Regions from separate parts of the Homo sapiens genome. Here region 1 is linked to region 2. The links are chromatin contacts, found by Hi-C or POLR2A ChIA-PET in ENCODE. All regions are on one chromosome and are shown on one strand. The core of a region is the stretch at or near the end of the contact, and the rest is flanking DNA. Distances in the headings are between cores, read along the strand shown. Region 1 has its middle 200 kb from the start of CTNNB1. Region 2 overlaps LOC105377043 (a long non-coding RNA gene).

Region 1 (6,294 bases), core at 953-3,452, 120 kb after region 2:
CCGTACCTGTCGACCTGGGGGCGTTCTCCGGCCACAGGCACACGCCGGGCCCACATACAGCTTAGGTCTGAAAGATGGGAGAGTAGATGCCTCAGAAAGTTTCTCAGACAATGAGGGATGGGAGATAGTGAAGGAAACTCCAGTTTGCTACACCTTGGTGAGAAATTCTGAGGTATGTTCTACCCTGGTTCCCAGAGGGCCCCAGCGGGAGGGAGCCCACTTGCCCGCAGAGCACTGTGCTCATTAATGCCCCTTGAATGGGTTTCTCCTCCTGCCCTGACTCACTTTCCCACTCCCTCATGGCTGCTTTCTGGGATCACCTCCCAAATAAACAACCGGCACCCAAGTCCTCGTCTCAGGGTCTACCTTGCAGAAACCCAAATGAAGACACACACACACACACACACACACACACACACACACACACACACACACTTAAATGTTTTCAGTCCAAGCTCTTCCTCAGGCTTCAGGCTTCAGTACCACACACCAGTTGTCTACGGGACACTCCCATGACACCCCAGCCGGACTCCTTGTTTTGCCCTGTGGACTCATTCTCCTCCCTCCTCTGCCGAGTCAGTTAACTGCATGAGGATCCTTTCCTAGAAGTATCACCTCCCGCTGACCTCAGGGAGTCATTTAAGTGACCCAATTTGGATAAAATGAAAGCCAGGATCAGTTTTTTTGTTCAGTTATTGGGAAAGAAAATCTCTTATTTCCATCCCCAAGACATGGGGCTGCCGTTTGTGTGTGTTTGTGTGTGTGTGTGTGTGTAAAGGCAGAGCCTACTAAGAGTGAAGAAGAGGCTGAAGCTGTCAGGCAGCTGTTACGGGTTCTCTCCGCTTCAGGGTGCCAGCCGCTTCCAGCTGCATCTCTTTGCCCATGGGCTTTCTCAGAACTCTCCGAAGGCTGCACTGCCTGAGTGCCCAGCAGCTGGAAGCGCCGGGGAATTAATACTCCCTCAGGGAGGCCCTCTACCATCGACTGATGGGAATTGTTGCCCCAGCTGCCTCGCCCCTCAGGTGGGTAACACTGAGGCATGCAATCCACCAGGTTTCCCAGAGCTGCACTGTGGGATTAAGCTCCAGATACCCACAGGGAGAGCTGGCTGGATCCTGCACCGCTTTTTGGCTATCTTCCCTTCCCTGTCTCACTTCCCCACACTCTCACTGGTACCTCCTGCATCTTCCAAATCACAGTCAAATTCTTGCCTCAGGGTCTGCTTTGGGGAAACCCACATTAAAAGGTGGCAACACCAAGGACACAGTTAAAATAACAAAAGGAGGCAAGGAAAAGTAGTCTCAGTCATCATTTGAACCCTGGATCAAGTAATGTCTGAGGCAATACAGCATTTTTTTTCCTTAAACAAACCTGGTATTTTTTTTTGTCAGTTGCAACACTGAGTCTTAGCAGATATATCTAAAATTGTGCAAAAACCACTGGACAACACTGACACTGCCATTCCAGATCCTTCACAACGTGGTTCCAGCCTTAGCTTCTCCAACACTCTACCCCACCCTTCCCCACCTCCAGACACAGACCAGACTGGGCTCCTCACTGATAGTGGAAACCCTCCATGCACTTTTGTACAGTCAAGCCATTTCTGCCACTAGGCACATCCCACTCATGCACCCAGCCCTTCTCTGTTGGACCAAATGCCATCCATCTTGCAGGGTTCGAGTCTGGAGCCCTCTTTGCTCCCTTTACCCAGGTCAAAGTCTCCTCCATTTTCTGGCAAGATATTGTTCACTTCTCATGGCACTTTCCATGTTCCTCTCATGTGTATAATAGCAAGAATTTTCTATTAAAATTACCACCTGTCTCAGACAGGAGGCTCTGGATGCTGCTCTTGCCTTGTGTCTAGGTCTGCCTAATGGTTACACAGGTGTGTTCACTTTGTGGAAAATTATCAAATGATGTGCTTCTAATGTGTGCACATTACCTGTTAATAAAATCATTTATTTAAAAATAAAATATCAGCTGCAATCTAAAGTTCTCATGGCAGAGGGAAAGTCCTTTTTTCCTTCTGAGTGCTATGATACATTTGGGTTATACAACTTGAGGATTAGGAGATGGCTGAATGACTTGCCCCCAAGGAGGAAGAATTGTGGCTTCCCAGAGTCGGGAAGAGTGGGTGAGCAGGATAGACGGAGGAAAGGAAGAACAACCACATACCCACAAGGCGATTGCCACTCCGTGACTCTCAGCTTTCAACACATTATCTAAATTCACAAAATGCTTGGCACAAGTGGATTTTTTCTGGACTGTGGTAAAGTGGCTTAGTTCCATGTGTCCACTGACGCAGAATGAGATGTTGTTAGCATACTTGATTCAGGAGTTGGCAGTAAAGAGCCCCAAGAGAGGGTAACTCTGAAAATTAGTGTTTGTCACTGGGAGGACGTCAGACTTTATGGGGCCAAAAAATTGGATGTTGAAGCCAAGTTTAGTCCCTACCAGAGGAATAGGAATATGATACAGTGTTCTCAGTATGTCTTTTCTCCTTTATTGGTCTGTAAGGTTCTTGAGGTTGAAAATAGCAATTGGATGGGTGAAGAGAGAGAAATATTTCCCCTTTACTTGTCCTCTTTTCTCAACTCTAAACACAAAAAGGTGCCGACCAAAATATTTTTTGCATGAAGTAATGAAAAATAGAGAAGAGGGACTTGGTATTCTTGGATAGACAAGAATTCTCCTGATATAGAAGCGCCTAAACAGTATAAAGAACAAAAAAATTATAGTTGAAGACGAGGCTGAAATCTCAGTTTAACCACTTACTAGTTGTGTGACTTTGGGCAAGTCACAGCCTCTCTGAACTTCAGTCTTTTCATCTATAAAGTTGGTGCCTAAGGAAATAATTTTATAAATGGTAAACTGCTTTTTAGATTTCTGTGTTGACAGCATTGTTTTCAGGACCTGCATTCTAAGCTGGCAAGGCTTGCCTGAACAGTGTAACTTTTCTGCACACAAATTCCTCCCCCATGAGTTTGTAAACTCTGGCACAGCTGGAACAGGTATCAAAAGTATAGAAATGCAAATATTCATTGATTGAATTCGCACAGAGGTGTAAGTGATTCTTGGTAGATTCGTTCCATAAAGAATAGGTTTTCTTTGATGAAAGGACACTGGGAATTTTAGCAGGATGGGGAGAGGCCACAAGAGAAGGGACTGGGGCCACTGGCAACTTCATTTCAAATGCCATTAAGAAAAGGCCCTCATACCTCCCCTGCTGTATCATCACTGCTATGTGTTATTGTCATTTGTGTTCCTATCTCGTTGAAGTAGGCAGATGTTACATGAACTTTGGATAGAAATGAACCAGGTGTGAAATGTGTCTTCTCAAAGTAACACCTGCAGGAAGTTGCACCTGGCCCTTCTTCTCAAAGTGCCTCCCAGTGAGGGAGTGATGTTTGCCAGATGCACCCTTCCAGCATCCCTGTAGGGCCCTACCCAGTAGTGGGTGCAGCAGTTATCCTGTAGATCAGGCCTTCTGACTTTTGGGTGGCTAAGGAATCCCTGGGAGTTTTGTTTAAATGAAGACTGTAGTTCTGCAGGACTGGGGTGGGGTCTGAGATCCTGAATTTCTGACAAGCTCTCCCAGGTGATGCTCATGCTGCTGGTGCATGGACTGTGCTTTTAGGAGCTAGGCTGCAGAGGCTTGTTAAATTAACAAATGAATGAATAAGTAATAAATGAATTAATTTGTTAAAATTCCATTACCTATATTATCAGTCGTAGCTCTTTCATCTACTAAGAGACTCTTACCTGTCTGCCCCTCCCAGGAAATTGCAGGTTATTATTTGCAGGCAGCTGTCTGACAGGAAGCCAGGATCTGTCTTCAGCCATGTGGCCTGTCTCTGCTTTTGAGCAGCAGCTGCCTACCCCTCGGCCCCCACACCCCCAGCCTGTGCCCTGTAACTCACCAGGTAGCATTTGATGTGAAGATGAAAGGACCGGCACACCTGGGTGTCTGCCCCACTCTCCAAGCTCTACTTCCTCGACATCAATCAGTCCAACCCTCTCACTGATTCAAATTAAAAGCTGAGCTCCCCAGCTCCTGCTGCAACAAATTCTGGTTCACAACTGAACCCAACACCAGCTCAGCCTGGCCCAACCCCAAGAATAGGTGGTGGGACCAGCCACTGGTCACTTCCTTGCTCAACCTCTGGGGACCAATTCCATGGTCAGCTGACTGTCATTCTCTTCCTAACTTCCCAGGTGCTGTGTTGGACAGCATCTGGGAATGGGACAGGGAGAACCCTAAGCATCTTCAAGGTGCGCATAACAGCACATAGCCTGCCAGCTGGTTCACCTCAGAGCAGCCCGTGGGCACAAGTTTTTTTCCAAATCCCTAGTATTAGGGTATGCTCTGTTTTGAATAGTATGAGCTAAGAGCTTGGCACCTTGTTTTCCATGGCTTCTCGCTGCACAAGAACCTGTGTCAAAATGAGTTACTGAGGACAAGAACGCCCCTTCATCTCCAAAATCAGCCAGATTTTTAACTTTCGGGTTCCTTTTGACATATACCCCTTATGGATATGAGTAATACCCCCTTTTTGGAGGACTTTGGTGAACAAATTTAATCCATATTTGTTGAGCACTAAATCTTAAGCCCTGTCTATACTGTCGAGGACACTATGGTCAACAAAACACACAGGTCCCTACTCTCCCAGAGCCCACATTCTAGTGGGCAGGGAGAGAAAACAAACAAGTCAATAAATAATTAAGATATTTTCAGGTAGCCACAAGCCAATTGCAAAGACAATTAACTGTTGGCAATTTGTATGTCTTCTTTTGAGAAATGTCTATTCAGTTGCTCTGCCCATGCTTTAGTTGGGTTATTTATTTTCTTGCTATTGAATTCTGAATTTCTTATACATTTTAGATATTAACCCCTTATTAGATATATGCTTTGCAAATATTTTCTCTCATTCCATAAGTTGTATTTTCATTCTGTTGATTGCTTCCTTTGCTGTGCAGAAGCTTTTTAGTTGGTTACGATCCCATTTGTGTATTTTTGCTTTTGTTTCCTGTGCTTTTGGGGTCATATTCAAAAACTCATTGCCTGGACCAATTTCGGGAAGCTTTTCTCCTATGTTTTATTTTAGTAGTTTCATAGTTTCAGATTTCACATTTAAGTCTCTATTTGCTTTTGAGTTGATTTTTGTGCATGGTGTACAAAGTGTCCAATTACGTGGATGTCCGGTTTTCCCAACACCATTCATTGAAGAGACTATTATTTCTCCATTGAGTTCTTGGTACATGTGTCAAAGTTCAGTTAATGTTAAATGTGTAGATTTATTTCTGGGCTCTCTACTCTGTTCCATTGGTCTATATATCTGTTTTTATGACAATATCATTTTGTTTTGATTAGCATACCTTTGCAGTAATTTTGAAATCGGGCAGTGTGATGTTTCCAGCTTTGTTCTTTTCACTCAAAATTGTTCTGGCTATTCAGGGTATTTTTTTGGTTCCATCTGAATTTTGGGATTGATTTTTCTATTTCTGTGAAAAAAGTCACTGGAATTTTGATAAGAATTGCATTGAACTTCTAGGTCACTTTTGGTAATATGAACATTTTAACAATATTAATACTTCCAGTACATGAACATGGGATAGTTTTCCATTTATTTGTGTCTTCTTTAGCTTTTTTTGTCAATGTTTTATAGTTTTCAGTGTACATGTCTTTCACCTCCTTGGTTAAATTTATTCTTAAGTGTTTTTATGCTATTGTAAATGAGATTTTTCTTGATTTTTTAAAAATAGTTTATTGTTAATGTACAGAAACACTATTAATTTTTGTAAGTCACTTTTATATCCTACAACTTTACTCAGTTTGTTTATTAGTTCTAACAGTATTTTGGTGGAGTTTTTAGGGTTTTCTAAATGATTGTGCCATCCACAGAGACTGTTTTATTTCTTCCTTTCCAATTTTATTTCTTTTCTTGCCAATTGCTTTGGCTTGAAATTTCAATACTATATTAATTAGAAAGAATGAGAATGGGCATCCTGTGTTCCCAATTGTAAAGAAAAAGCTTTCAACTTTTCACCATTGAGTATGATGTTAACCATGGGATTTTCAAAAAGTTCATGGAAAATGCATATTATGAAAACACTGCGCATGTGTTTCAAATCTTTTTCACACCAAAACAAACTTGTACTAACTTATTATAATATGTCTGAACGGGATCTAGTTTGAGGTACTAAGAAGAATAAGACATTACTTGGAAAGGAGCCCCTATTAGAGGAGCATGAATTCTGCTAAAACTGAAACAAGAACAAACATCAAACTTATGA
Region 2 (5,581 bases), core at 1,280-3,779:
ACAGGGCCAGCTAGTGGCCTCCCTGCCATTAGCTCTGTCTGCCACCCAAGACAGAAGAAGCCAACAGTCCAAAGGGACATAGCAGCTTCATTTTGGTTCTAGTTAGTGGTGCCATAGAAGAGGAACAGGCAGATAGGATCTCATCTAGGCCATGAGACAAGCAAGAGTTCTCAAGAAGGGTAGACTCTTAGAAACAGGAGGCCAGTGAGACATGGATCTAAGAGGCATAGCCAGGTAGAAGCAGCCCTAGTCAATGGCTAGAAGTATAATATCCCAATAAAAGAGGCATTCTTAGAAAGCTGGGCAGCATCTCAGGACCACACATGATTGGGGAAAAGGGGTTGGTGAGGGGCAGACCCAGCCAGTTAGGCCTGTAGGTGCTGGGACAGGGTGGGGGATGCATTGTACCCACAGAATAAAGCCATAAGGGTGAATAGCAAGAGCCACATTGTGGATCACCCTGGAGCAGGTGTCAGAGTGAAGCCTGACATATGGAAGCTCTAGGAACACAATGGTAACCAGGGGAATAGAGGAAGAAAGAGAGGTTTCAAGGCCTCAGTAAAGCTGAGACTCAGGAACAGCAGGTGTGCACAAGTGCTAAGTGGTCTGGATTAATTCACGAGCTGGGTGCCAATGCCTGGCTCAGCTTCTATGGGCTCCTGGAGGATCCTTAAGAGGTGATAAAGTTCAGGTAAAGACAGTGGACTGGGACCAGGCAGAGCCTGGGATCCTGGGGTCATATCCAGCCCATTACCAAATCCTGTCAATTAAACTTCCAAAATGTCTCTGAGATCTGCCTGGGGCTCTCAGCATCTTTCCCACCATTGTCTCTTGTCTTGATTTAGGCAGTGGTCCTTACTTGTCTTCCTGTACGGCTGCCAGAGGGGAATTTTAAATATATAGTTTGGATTGCATCATTCTCCCTGTTTAAAACCCTCCAAGGCTTTCTGGATTCTTTCCCAATAGTTTCAAACACTTTACTCTGAGCGTCTTTGTCCCATGCATGCCATTCTCCCCCTTTCTTGCAGCTGCAGACACAGTGACCAGGCCTTGGTTGTATGATGCCTCCAGCTCGTTTCTAAGTTAGGACCTTCGCTTTTGCTCTTCCCTTTACCTGTAGGCTCTTTCTCCCGCTCCTCATGGGGCTGCCTCTTTCTCTTCATTCAGGCCTCAGCCTCAGTGCTACTTCTTTAGTGATGTCTGCCTGCGTTACCCAGTCTGAATGAGTTTTTTTTAACTTCCTATTCTACACATTTATATAGAAATAGAAGTGGCTTAGAATCCCAGGCCTTCCTCCCTGCACTGATCCCATGTCCTGGGTCTCCATTACTCTTCAGGTTAGGTATGAGAAAACTGGGAGGCAACAAGACAATATGTGTGACCTAGACTTCATGGAATTAAGTAAACATCAAACATTAGCAAAGCCACAATTTGTGGTCAGAGAAAAATTGCTAGAACCAGAGGGACATTCAATAGTGGAAGACCTAAAGTGACCACAGGGGCAAGGGCCTTGAGTGATCAGAATCCTGTTGGCAACTGACAGCCTGGATGATATTCCTTGTCCTGCTTGTCATCAGGGAGGCTCAAGCCCCTCCGCCCTGCCGCCACCTCTGCAGGGCTGAACACAGGCACTTTGTATAGGGAAACTTCAAAGACATTTTTCAAAAAGCAAAACCAGAGTGCACTTATATCTCAGAAAAAATGAGCTCCACTTGAATTTCCAACATTTCACAGATTTATGCAATCACACTTAGGTACCAAAATAACAGAGCAACAGAAATAGAGTTACTGAACTGTAATCAAGACAGAAAGTCTCCATATTTTAAATACTGGACATTGAACAACTTCTGTATTTAGCAACCCAGCTCAGACACAAGAAAATGATCAATCCAATGTGAGTTTGTTTATACTGATTTGGGAAAAGCCCCTTCATGGACTGTTGAAGGAAGTAAGATAAAGATGGAACCAGGGCAATGTGAGGAGATTCCAGAGCAGACATTTATCCTCAGCCTCTTCTGTCGAAAAGATGCAACCATTCCTTAAGAAGGAGGGATGGGGAGTAACCACTAGACCCATAGGGGTTAAGCCTACATATATTTTGTAATTTGCTCACATGTATTTATGCATCTTAATGTGGGCATAATTATGAATTTAATACATGCACTTAAATAGAATTTTCTGAAGACATTGCTTTAGTGACTCTTAAATACTGGTTCCAACAGTAGGAAGTTCAAGTGCAATGGAAGGGCAGTAAAGGGAGACACTTTGGAAGTGGGCAGTATCTTGCACTGTTATTGATACCATCTCAAGGAAGCAGCCTTCTAAACTGCTGCTGGATAGGGCCAATTCTGCTCGGAATACTGTATAGTATATTGCAAATGGGATTAGTCTGCTGAAAAGCTAACCCTATGTTCCAGGAAATTTGACTTTCCATCACAAATGATGCTAAGATCAGGCCCCATGCCAGAGGGAGAATGGCCTGAGTGCCAGGCATTCACCCGAAGGGCAAGGTCTCTGGAGGCTGCTGCACATTCTACAGGGCGGAGTCAGAGCCCTTGCTTGGAAAGGGGACTCCTGAGCCCTGGCCTTGGGTGTGCCCCACCCCACCCCCATTCAGCTTGCACCTTCCCTCCCCCATCTCCTAGTCCCAAGGCCAGGCATCTAGAAAAGCTCTCTCCTTGTTTTATCTGGCAGAACTTTGGGACAATAATTGGACTGAGTTCAACTGGCCAGGAAACCAAAGCCCAACAGAAAAATGCCTCATGAGTCCTGCCAACCTCCTGCTCCTTGCCAGGCCCAGTGCCGGACAAACAGCCCTGCTAGCGTTTGGGTTTGCGAGAGGAAGTACATTCCGTATGTGGAAGCTACATAATGGAAGTTATGTACTTTTCGGGAACTGTATAAGCAAGCACAACTGCTGCTCCCATTATGTGGCTCATGAAAGAGTTTTCACCTCCTGGGCTGGAAGGGAGTTGGTCTGTCTGCAACAAAGGCGTTTGCCTCTGTGGCTTTCTGAAAAAGAATGTGTGCGCTTGTCAAAACAGAACTTTCCTGCGTACTTGGAAGAGTGGGCCTGTCTGCCTGCCAGAAAGGAGCAAGGCTCAGTTTGGTTAAAAAGGGAAAAAAATTCCACTAAGCAGCCCCATTAGCCACTGCTCAGAGCAGCCTTCTTCTCTCACAAAGACATTTGTTCACTGTTGCAAAGCCGGCTTCCCTAGCAATTTCCCACTACTGCAGTTTGACTCGGCTGGAAGGTGGAGAGCTGGCATTAGGGATGAGTGTTTTCCCATCATGGAAAGGTTAAACAAAACTTTTCTCTGTGGTGGTCCAGAGCCCCAGGGCTCAGAGAAATATGAATACTGTGTTGGTAAATGCTCTCACTATGTTTTTCCGATCATTTTTTTTTTCTCCAAAGTAGGCTGCTGTTATTCCTCTAATGGTAGTGGAAAAACAGATGCAAAGATAACCTGACCTGGAGCGAGGCTTTGAAAACCCACTTGAGTTTTAATCAGCTGATTGTGGCAATGTGGCCCTCCTCCAGAAATTTGCTCTTGGTTGACCCCTGCCTATGCAGCCATAATAGCATGTTCAACCAAAGCAAAGCCCAGGGTTCAAATCAAGTATGACTCTATGAGTAAAGTAAATCACACCAATTTTTTCTACAAAGATGTTCTAACTTCAGTGTGACTGGCAAACATTCACTTCCAGGACCTGATAGTTCCATTTCCTTAGTGGCTCCAGGTTCCCAAGGGAATCTTCATGAAATTCAAAATTGGACCTAGAAGAGGCCATCCCATCCTCCTCTGTGAATGGATCATGTTTTCTCAAGACAGGTCTCCACAATAGAACAATTGAGACTACATGTCTATTTTAAGCCCTTGATTGTGAGAATTGCATCCATTTAATTTGAGTAGTTGGGTTAACTTTCCCTAGCCAATGACAATTACCTCCCTGGCTCCTGGGTAGAAAGGAAGAAAGAAGGCAAGCAGAACCTGGGGCTAATCTCACAATGACCTTGTTCTCTGTAGTTGCTTTGAGATGCCACAGCCCTCAAGCAACTGCCTAAATTTCACCAATGAAAGTCCTGGTAGCATGGAGGGCATTTCAGATTGAATTCCTAAAACTATCATTGGGGGCTCCAGGACAATAATTAATATTATTGCAGCTGAGAATTATTCTTTAATCAATTTATGCAAACTTGCTTAGATGCACGTGGGAGTTTCTGTTAAATAATACATGCAAACTTACAAATGGTTTATCAGTATCAGTAACTCAGACCTGTGAAAGTGATTGCTTTGCTTTGTAAAAACATGCCTGATTCCTCGGAGGTCTGAGGACTAGCATGGAACACAGTACCTGGCCAATACCATGGACTATTTTATCCCAGGCAAAACTTCATCTGTACTTGAGAGGTTAAAAATCAACAACTGGGTATAATGATAATTAGGGACAATAAATGGAACTTCAGGAATAACCTCCTGTGTTGTACCTGCTGATCTCCAAGAGGTGTCAGCTGCTTGGAGTACCCTGTGGTTCATGACAGTTTTGGGATAAAACATAAAGTCAATAGTAAGAAGCTACAAGTGGGGCCAGATTGTAATTCAAGAAAAGTATGTTAAATTTAAGAAAAACAACAGCATGCATTTAGTAAGTATGCATTTAACGTGAGCTAAGAAGATGCTGTGAGTATTAGGTGTCTCCTCAAATTAGCAAGAACACAACATTCCCTAAGCAGTGTTCTTTCCAGAAATAATTAAGCCTGGATTTAATCATACATCTAGATCTAACTACCAGTTTACAGGAAATTCAAGAGATAGAGGAACACGCTAACCAACATTATAAGGAAGAAAGAAGCCAAAACCAGAATATGAGGAATTCTATGGGACAGAGAACCTGACTCCTTCAATACAGGCATACCTCAGAGATGCTGTGGGGTCAGTTCCACACCCTTGCAATAAAGCAAATATTGCAATAAAGCCAGCCACACAAAATTTTTTGTTTCCAAGGGTATACAAAAGTTATGTTTCCAATATATTACAGTCTATTAGGTATGCAAAAGCAATGTCTAAAAAGTACATACTGGGCTAGGCGTGGTGGCTCACGCCTGTAATCCCAACACTTTGGGAGGCCGAGGCAGGTGGATCCCCTGAGGTCAGCAGTTTGAGATAAGCCTGGCCAACATGGTGAAACCCCATCTCTACTAAAAATACAAAAAATTGGCGGAACATGGTGGTGCACACCTGTTGTCCCAGCTACTTGGGAGGCTGAGGCAGGAGAATGGCTTGAACCTGGGAGGCGGAGGTTGCAGTGAGCCGAGATCGTACCACTGCACTCCAGTCTGGGTGACAGAGTAAGACTTCATCTCAAAATAAATAAATAAATAAAATAAAAATAAAAAGTACGTACATTAATTTTAAAATGCTTTATTGCTAAAAAAGAGAAAAAGTGCTCATGATTGTCTTGAGACTTCAGTGAGTCATAATCTTTTCGCTGGTGAAGGGTCTTGCCTCAGCGTTGATGGCTACTGACTGATCAGGGTGGTGGTTGCTGAAAGCTGGGGTAGCTATGGCTATTTCTTAAA

The links. A loop is a pair of places that touch in the nucleus more often than their neighbours do. ChIA-PET counts read pairs that join two places held with the same protein, here RNA polymerase II (POLR2A). Pooled maps may share reads with other maps.
Region 1: a loop to region 2 is called in a map of ascending aorta, with 9 times the contacts of the local background. The contact joins two enhancer-like sites. A Hi-C loop is called at or near these places in 4 of 168 maps with a recorded cell type or tissue (aorta, ascending aorta and tibial artery) and 6 of 50 pooled maps. POLR2A ChIA-PET finds 5 or more read pairs at or near these places in 2 of 52 experiments (OCI-LY7 and SK-N-SH).

The regions. Positions count from the first base shown.
Region 1 is chr3:40,998,394-41,004,687 of GRCh38, forward strand. No RefSeq gene overlaps it. Among named protein-coding and RNA genes, the nearest start is that of CTNNB1, 200 kb to the right of the region's middle. RefSeq lists an enhancer at 1-456. Within about 2 kb of position 2,203, at least 2 of the 41 ENCODE cell types and tissues checked have a DNase peak (open chromatin) inside an H3K27ac peak, as active enhancers do; they include ascending aorta and tibial artery, where a contact is called at or near this core.
Region 2 is chr3:40,875,247-40,880,827 of GRCh38, forward strand. The region is part of intron 2 of LOC105377043 (a long non-coding RNA gene); the gene reads left to right. It overlaps LOC124906230 (a long non-coding RNA gene), which reads left to right. Exons shown (of 3, transcript XR_007095887.1): 3 at 1-1,077. Among named protein-coding and RNA genes, the nearest start is that of CTNNB1, 320 kb to the right of the region's middle. Within about 2 kb of position 2,530, at least 25 of the 41 ENCODE cell types and tissues checked have a DNase peak (open chromatin) inside an H3K27ac peak, as active enhancers do; they include ascending aorta and tibial artery, where a contact is called at or near this core.